Linked DNA regions of Homo sapiens: region 1 is linked to region 2. A link is a loop called in an ENCODE intact Hi-C map of the cell type or tissue named here. Cell type or tissue: gastrocnemius medialis. All regions are shown on one strand. Each heading gives the region's core, and the rest is flanking DNA. Links, peaks and the distances in the headings are about the cores only.

Region 1 (2,592 bases), core at 93-2,592, 160 kb before region 2:
GTCAGTTGTCTTTTTCAAGCGTATTATTATTATCATGTTTACAATGGAGTACAATTGGGTAGGGGTTTTGGGATATCATGGGGGGTCCTAATACTTTCCCCACCCACCTCTTGTAACCAGTGCTGGTTAGGAAATCCCGGGACAGGGCTGTCCTTCACATACTCTGTCCTAGAAGGGAGGGCACCAGGGTAGATGCTGCCTGGAAACTATCTCCCTTTCGTCAGTGGTTGCATCCAGTCCTGACCTAATGATGGGAATAGCATATGTAAAGGTTGGCTTGAATGGTCCATACCAGCCAAGAGGATCCTTCCAGGTCCTGGTCAGTTCTAAAGCTGACTTGGAGGGTCCGGTCTACTTGCAGAATAGTCTTTTCCAGATCATCCTTCTACTTCTGAGAAAGTAGAATAAGTCATTCATTCTATTCAAACCAGAAGAGTTGGCCCCTCGTAGGCTTTTCTGGAAGTTAACTTTGCACAGCCAGGCTCATTAAGCTCCATTGTGCTAATCAAACCTGATCAGTGACTCTCAGCCCACTCTGGCTTTGGTTGTTGTGCTTATGCCACATCCACTTCCATCTACCATTTCTTGAGTACATACTGTGTACCAGGTACTATGCGGGGAGCTGGAGGTACTGAGCTCTGTTGGGCTTGGCTGTTAAGGAATATTCACTCTGGCAGAGGAGGCAGCCAGAGAGCCAGAGAATCATAGTGTAGAGTACTAGGTGCTATACGAATAGCAAAATGGTTAAGAGCACTAACATTGACCCAATTGCCTGGGTTAAAACTGTGCCCCACTGCCTGCTAGCTGTATTACTCCACCTCTCTGTATCTTGATTTCCTCCTGTGCAAAAAGAGGACCTAGTGACAGGATCCTCTGTGTGCTGTAGTGACGGCTAGAAGAGTTAATATATGCATCGTACTTGGAATGATGCGTGACGCATACATAGTAAGCACTCGGTAAATGCTGCCTTCGACAAGGGCAGAGGTGACACAAAGGAGAGGGCTGCCTGAGTCCAGGGGCACCTAAGGATTCTCCTTTTACTCCTGCCTGACTGGTCACTTGTGAAGAAGGAGCCCCCACTTACCCTGAGCCCTGTACTTAGCCAGGAGCACTATGGACACTCTCCCCTGAAGAATACCCTGCGCCCTCAGACAGTGCTTTTCCTGCCGTTCCAGGGGTTTCACAGGCCGCCTCCTCCATGGAGCCACGCCATGGTCCCTTGAGGCTAAGAGCCCCCAAGACAGGGCACAGCACAGCCGCTCCAAGTCTGAGAACTGCCCTGTCCCCTGCTGCGCTTGCGTTTGGCTTTGGTTCCAGCTGCCAAATTGAACTCCGTCTTGTTGATTTTCAGGCCCTTCTCTGCCCCCTGGTGGTTCTGGCTCAGCCTGACTGGCGTTAGTCTTGCTGGTGCTTTAGGGGTCAAGTTTGTTGGCCTCTTTATCATCCTTCAAGTGGGGCTGAACACCATTGCAGACCTTTGGTACCTGTTCGGAGACCTCAGTCTTTCATTGGTGAGCACCCAAGGGTTTGCTGTGGAAATGTTTTTGCTCCCTGATGTTGCTGAGTAGGAGCTGGTGGCCTTCTCTGTCTCTACTGCAGGTGGCAGAGTGGCTGTGTTCTGGGTCCCAGGTGGGCTGGACCCCCCAACCTCCGCAGACAGCAGGACATCAGGGAGTGGGCCCGGCTGAGGACTGGATAGGGTTCAAGGGAGAGGATAGATTAACATTCTTGGAAGTCTCTTTTTGCATTTGTTTTATAATGTCTGTCTTTTTTTTTTTTTTGAGATAGAGTTTCACTCTGTTACCCAGGCTGGAGTGCAGTGGGCCGATCTTGGCTCACTGCAACTTCCGCCTCCTGGGTACGAGTGATTCTTTTGCCTCAGCCTCCCAAGTAGCTGGGATTACAGGCACATACCACCATGCCCAGCTAATTTTTGTAGTTTTAGTAGAGATGCGGTTCTACCATGTTGGCCAGATTGTTCTCAAACCCCTGACCTCAAGTGATCCGCCCGCCTTGGCCTCCCAAAGTGCGGGGATTACAGGCATGAGCCACCGAGCCCGGTCTGAACTCACAATTTTCATTTCCTGACCCACGGTCTCCATATTTGGAGGCCAGTAAGGGCCTTTACAGTTTATTATTTATTAAGGGCTGATTCTATGCCAGGCACTATGCGAAACGCTTTACCTTCATTATCTCATTTACCCCTCATAATAGTCCTATGAGGTAGGGAGTTATTACCCTGATTTTCAAATGAGGAAATCAAAACCTACAGAGGTAATGACTTCCCCGAGGCCATCGGGGAGTGAGAGGTGTATCTAGGAGTCACAACCAGGTTAGGTTGGCCCCAGGCCATCACTCTGCTGTGGTGCTGCTCCATCACCTCCAAACCAGCTCCTAACAAGTTTATTCATTCATTCATTCATTTATTCAGAAAATGTGTAAAGATCATCCAGCCACTGTGTGTGAGGTGCTGGAATATACAGATGAATATAATATGGTCCCCACCCTCTGTGGTCAATGGAGAGAGAGAAATAAGGAAGCAGGCAGTTACAGTCAGCCAGGAGTGCTGGGAGAGCACAGAAAAGGGCACTC
Region 2 (3,019 bases), core at 224-2,723:
GCTCCCGCGCCCCCCTGGCGACCGGCGCCGGGAAGGCACTTGCTTCGCCGGAGCCCCAGGCCGAGGGCTCTCTGGGGTGGGCAGCACCGCCGCAGCCCCCGGCGGCGCAGGACTGGGGGCGTGCCCAGCCCCCGGCGACCACCCTCAGGCGTGCACTGCGCTGCGCCCCAGCGGTAGGGAGAGGCCCACGCTCTCCGCGGAGGCTGCGGGTTCCCGGGGGGCGCTGGGACCTGCAAAGGGGATTCCAAGGTGACCAGTCGACCCGTGCGGACGGGACAGCCTGGACGGAGGCCCCGTGGCATCCACCCATCCTAGGTGCAACCGCCTTCCCAGAACTTTTCTCGCGCCTCCGGCTGGCCGATTCCTTAGCCCCTGGAAAAGTTCTCTCGGGCGCACGGAATCCTATTTCTCGGTGGCTTCCGAAGCTGGCCAGGAACCCCGGCTGTGAGGCGTGGGGTGGGATGGGGACGTGGTGAGGGCTGAGCACGGCGGCGGGGTCGATCCCAGGAAAGGCTGGCCAAGCATCCACTCGTGCGCCCAGGGCGGGCTTGTCGGCATGGAAAGGATTTCGGCGCCATGAGGGTTGTTTGGGTTTCTCTCAGCAGGAGGGCGGGAGGCGGGCGCGAAGGGGGGATTTTAATTTCGCCTCAAATGAAAACGCTCTTCGCAAAGAAATAGCCCGGGCAGCCAGCGTTGGAGAGATGTGCTGGCCAGGACCCGCTGACACAGGTATTCTGGTTGCGCCCCCACCTCACCCGGTGCCCGAGAGCGAGTGTGAGTGTATCGATTGTTTCAATTGATTTTTTTAAAGCTAGATAGCAGAGGCTGCGTGTCTGTACACGCAGATATATACATACACAAATACAGATACTCAAGCGCACACAGATTACACGTACAGAGTCACAGACAAGGACACACACACACACATCGTGGTCCCTCACGCACACATACCTCCAAAGAGCCTTGGGTAACCTGGTGAGGTCCCTGAGTGCTGCCCAAGATGTGTGTGTGGGTGGGGACGCAGGGACGGAGAAAGGGGAGTGTGAAGCAGGATTTCCAGCAGGTCAAGTGCCGCTGATTCTCCTGCCCCCGACCCCAAATCCTTCCCTTTCTCCTCCTAGGGAGGTCTGAACCAGAAATCCCAAACCTGGGCTTGTTTCCACATCCACAGAGGGGAGGAGTCCTATCCCCCGGTGCCCCCCACCCTCACAACTCCTAAAGACTGCAAACGAGTCCCTCCCTCCTGTGCCAGACTCTGCCGCGCCAAGGCGCCGAGCTCGCTCAAAACCCCAGGCAACACTCACCCCCAGGTGGGGCCTAGACCCGAGGCCGCTGCGGGCTCGGGTCTCTGGCCTGCCTGATCCGGGGTTAGGGAACTGGGGAGGGGAAATCCGCGGGACAGGGGGTTGGGGGCGTGGAGTCGCGTGCAGTGCCCCAGACGCGCGGCACGGAGGAGCGGGCGAGGGCGCCCCCTGGACGCCGTAGTCAGTCAGTCCTCTTCTCACCCCGGGCCCCGCAGGAATGTAATCGAGGATGCTGGCCCTGCGGCTGCTCAACGTGGTGGCCCCCGCCTACTTCTTGTGCATCTCCCTGGTGACCTTCGTGCTGCAGCTCTTCCTCTTCCTGCCCAGCATGCGCGAGGACCCCGCGGCCGCCCGGCTCTTCTCGCCCGCCCTGCTCCACGGGGCGCTCTTCCTATTCCTCTCGGCCAACGCCCTGGGCAATTACGTCCTTGTCATCCAGAACTCCCCAGACGACCTGGGGGCCTGCCAGGGGGCCTCGGCCAGGAAGACTCCATGCCCCTCACCTAGCACCCACTTCTGCCGAGTGTGCGCCAGAGTCACCCTGAGGCACGACCATCACTGTTTCTTCACCGGCAACTGCATCGGCAGCAGGAACATGCGCAACTTCGTCCTGTTCTGCCTCTACACCTCCCTGGCCTGCCTCTACTCCATGGTGGCCGGCGTGGCCTACATCTCCGCTGTCCTTTCCATCTCCTTCGCCCACCCCTTGGCCTTCCTCACGCTCCTGCCCACCTCCATCAGCCAGTTCTTCTCCGGTGAGTGGGCCTTGGCGGGCAGGTTGGGCTCTACACAAAGACCTCCCACCCCAAAGGTTGCCGGGCCCCAAACCCCAACCCCAAAAGTTGCCAGATTTAGCAAATAAAAATACAGACCGTCCCGCTAAATTAAAATTTCAGATAAACAACTCATAATTTTTTAGTATAATTATGTCCCAGATATTGTATGAGATACACTGAGAAAATTTGCTATTGGCTATCTGAAATGCAAATTAAGCGGACATGCTGTATTTTATTGGTAACATCCCCCCTTGCCCCCATCATTCTCATCCATCATGCTGTCCATATGCTCACAGAGTTGTGGCATCCAGGTAATACACCTGCTCTGTGCCAGGCAGGACTAGGTGCTGGCCATTCCTCCATGTAGCCCCATGAGGTACAACCATGCTATGACATTCCTCTGCCTGGTCCCCAGTTCTGCTTACATGTCACCCAAGGACTCTGCTCTCCAGAGGTCTCACCAACCAATTGCAGTAATATTGAACTTGTTGCCAGCCCAGCCCAGCAGGAGGCTAAGCTCTGTCCTCCTGCCTATTATGTTTGACCTCACCAGCCTGTTCTCCAGCCTGCTGATGGCTCAGAGCAGAGGGAACGTGGGTGGGAGAGGCAGGTTTTTTGTTTTTTTTTTTTAAGACAGAGTCTCACTCCATCACACAGGCTGAAGCGCAGTGGTGAAAGCAATCTCTGCTTACTGTAACCTCTACCTCCCAGGTTCAAGTGATTCTCTTGCCTCAACCTCCCGAGTAGCTGGGATTACAGGTGCGTGCCACCACGCCACACTAATTTTTGTATTTTTAGTAGAGATGGTGTTTTACTGTGTTGGCCAGGCGGGCCTTGAACTCTTGACCTAAAGTGATCCGCCCACCTTGGCCTCCCAAAGTGCTGGGATTTACAGATGTGAGCCACTGCGCCTGGCTGAGGACTGCACTTTAACTAGTA

Evidence for each region. Peaks named below come from ENCODE experiments on the same cell type or tissue, not always from the same donor. Only the 100,000 strongest peaks of a DNase experiment are listed, where the experiment ranks them.
Region 1: it touches region 2 in a loop (2.8-fold over the local background); 7 of 110 quality-filtered maps call a loop at or near these places.

Annotation. Positions count from the first base shown.
Region 1 is chr14:77,300,009-77,302,600 of GRCh38, reverse strand. It overlaps POMT2 (protein O-mannosyltransferase 2), which reads left to right. Exons shown (of 21, transcript NM_013382.7): 6 at 1,352-1,511. Among named protein-coding and RNA genes, the nearest start is that of POMT2, 20 kb to the left of the region's middle. RefSeq lists a silencer at 1,350-1,409. In gastrocnemius medialis, for the core only: a CTCF peak has its summit at 1,385 (motif pointing left); a DNase peak (open chromatin) is centred at 1,340; H3K27ac peaks cover 1,630 bases.
Region 2 is chr14:77,138,253-77,141,271 of GRCh38, reverse strand. ZDHHC22 (zDHHC palmitoyltransferase 22) reads left to right here. Exons shown (of 3, transcript NM_174976.2): 2 at 1,520-2,059. The coding sequence starts at 1,534. Among named protein-coding and RNA genes, the nearest start is that of ZDHHC22, 2.0 kb to the left of the region's middle. RefSeq lists enhancers at 1-526, 527-1,090, 1,228-1,777. In gastrocnemius medialis, for the core only: a CTCF peak has its summit at 1,464; no DNase peak of the experiment used is centred there; H3K4me3 peaks cover 1,168 bases; H3K27me3 peaks cover 2,307 bases.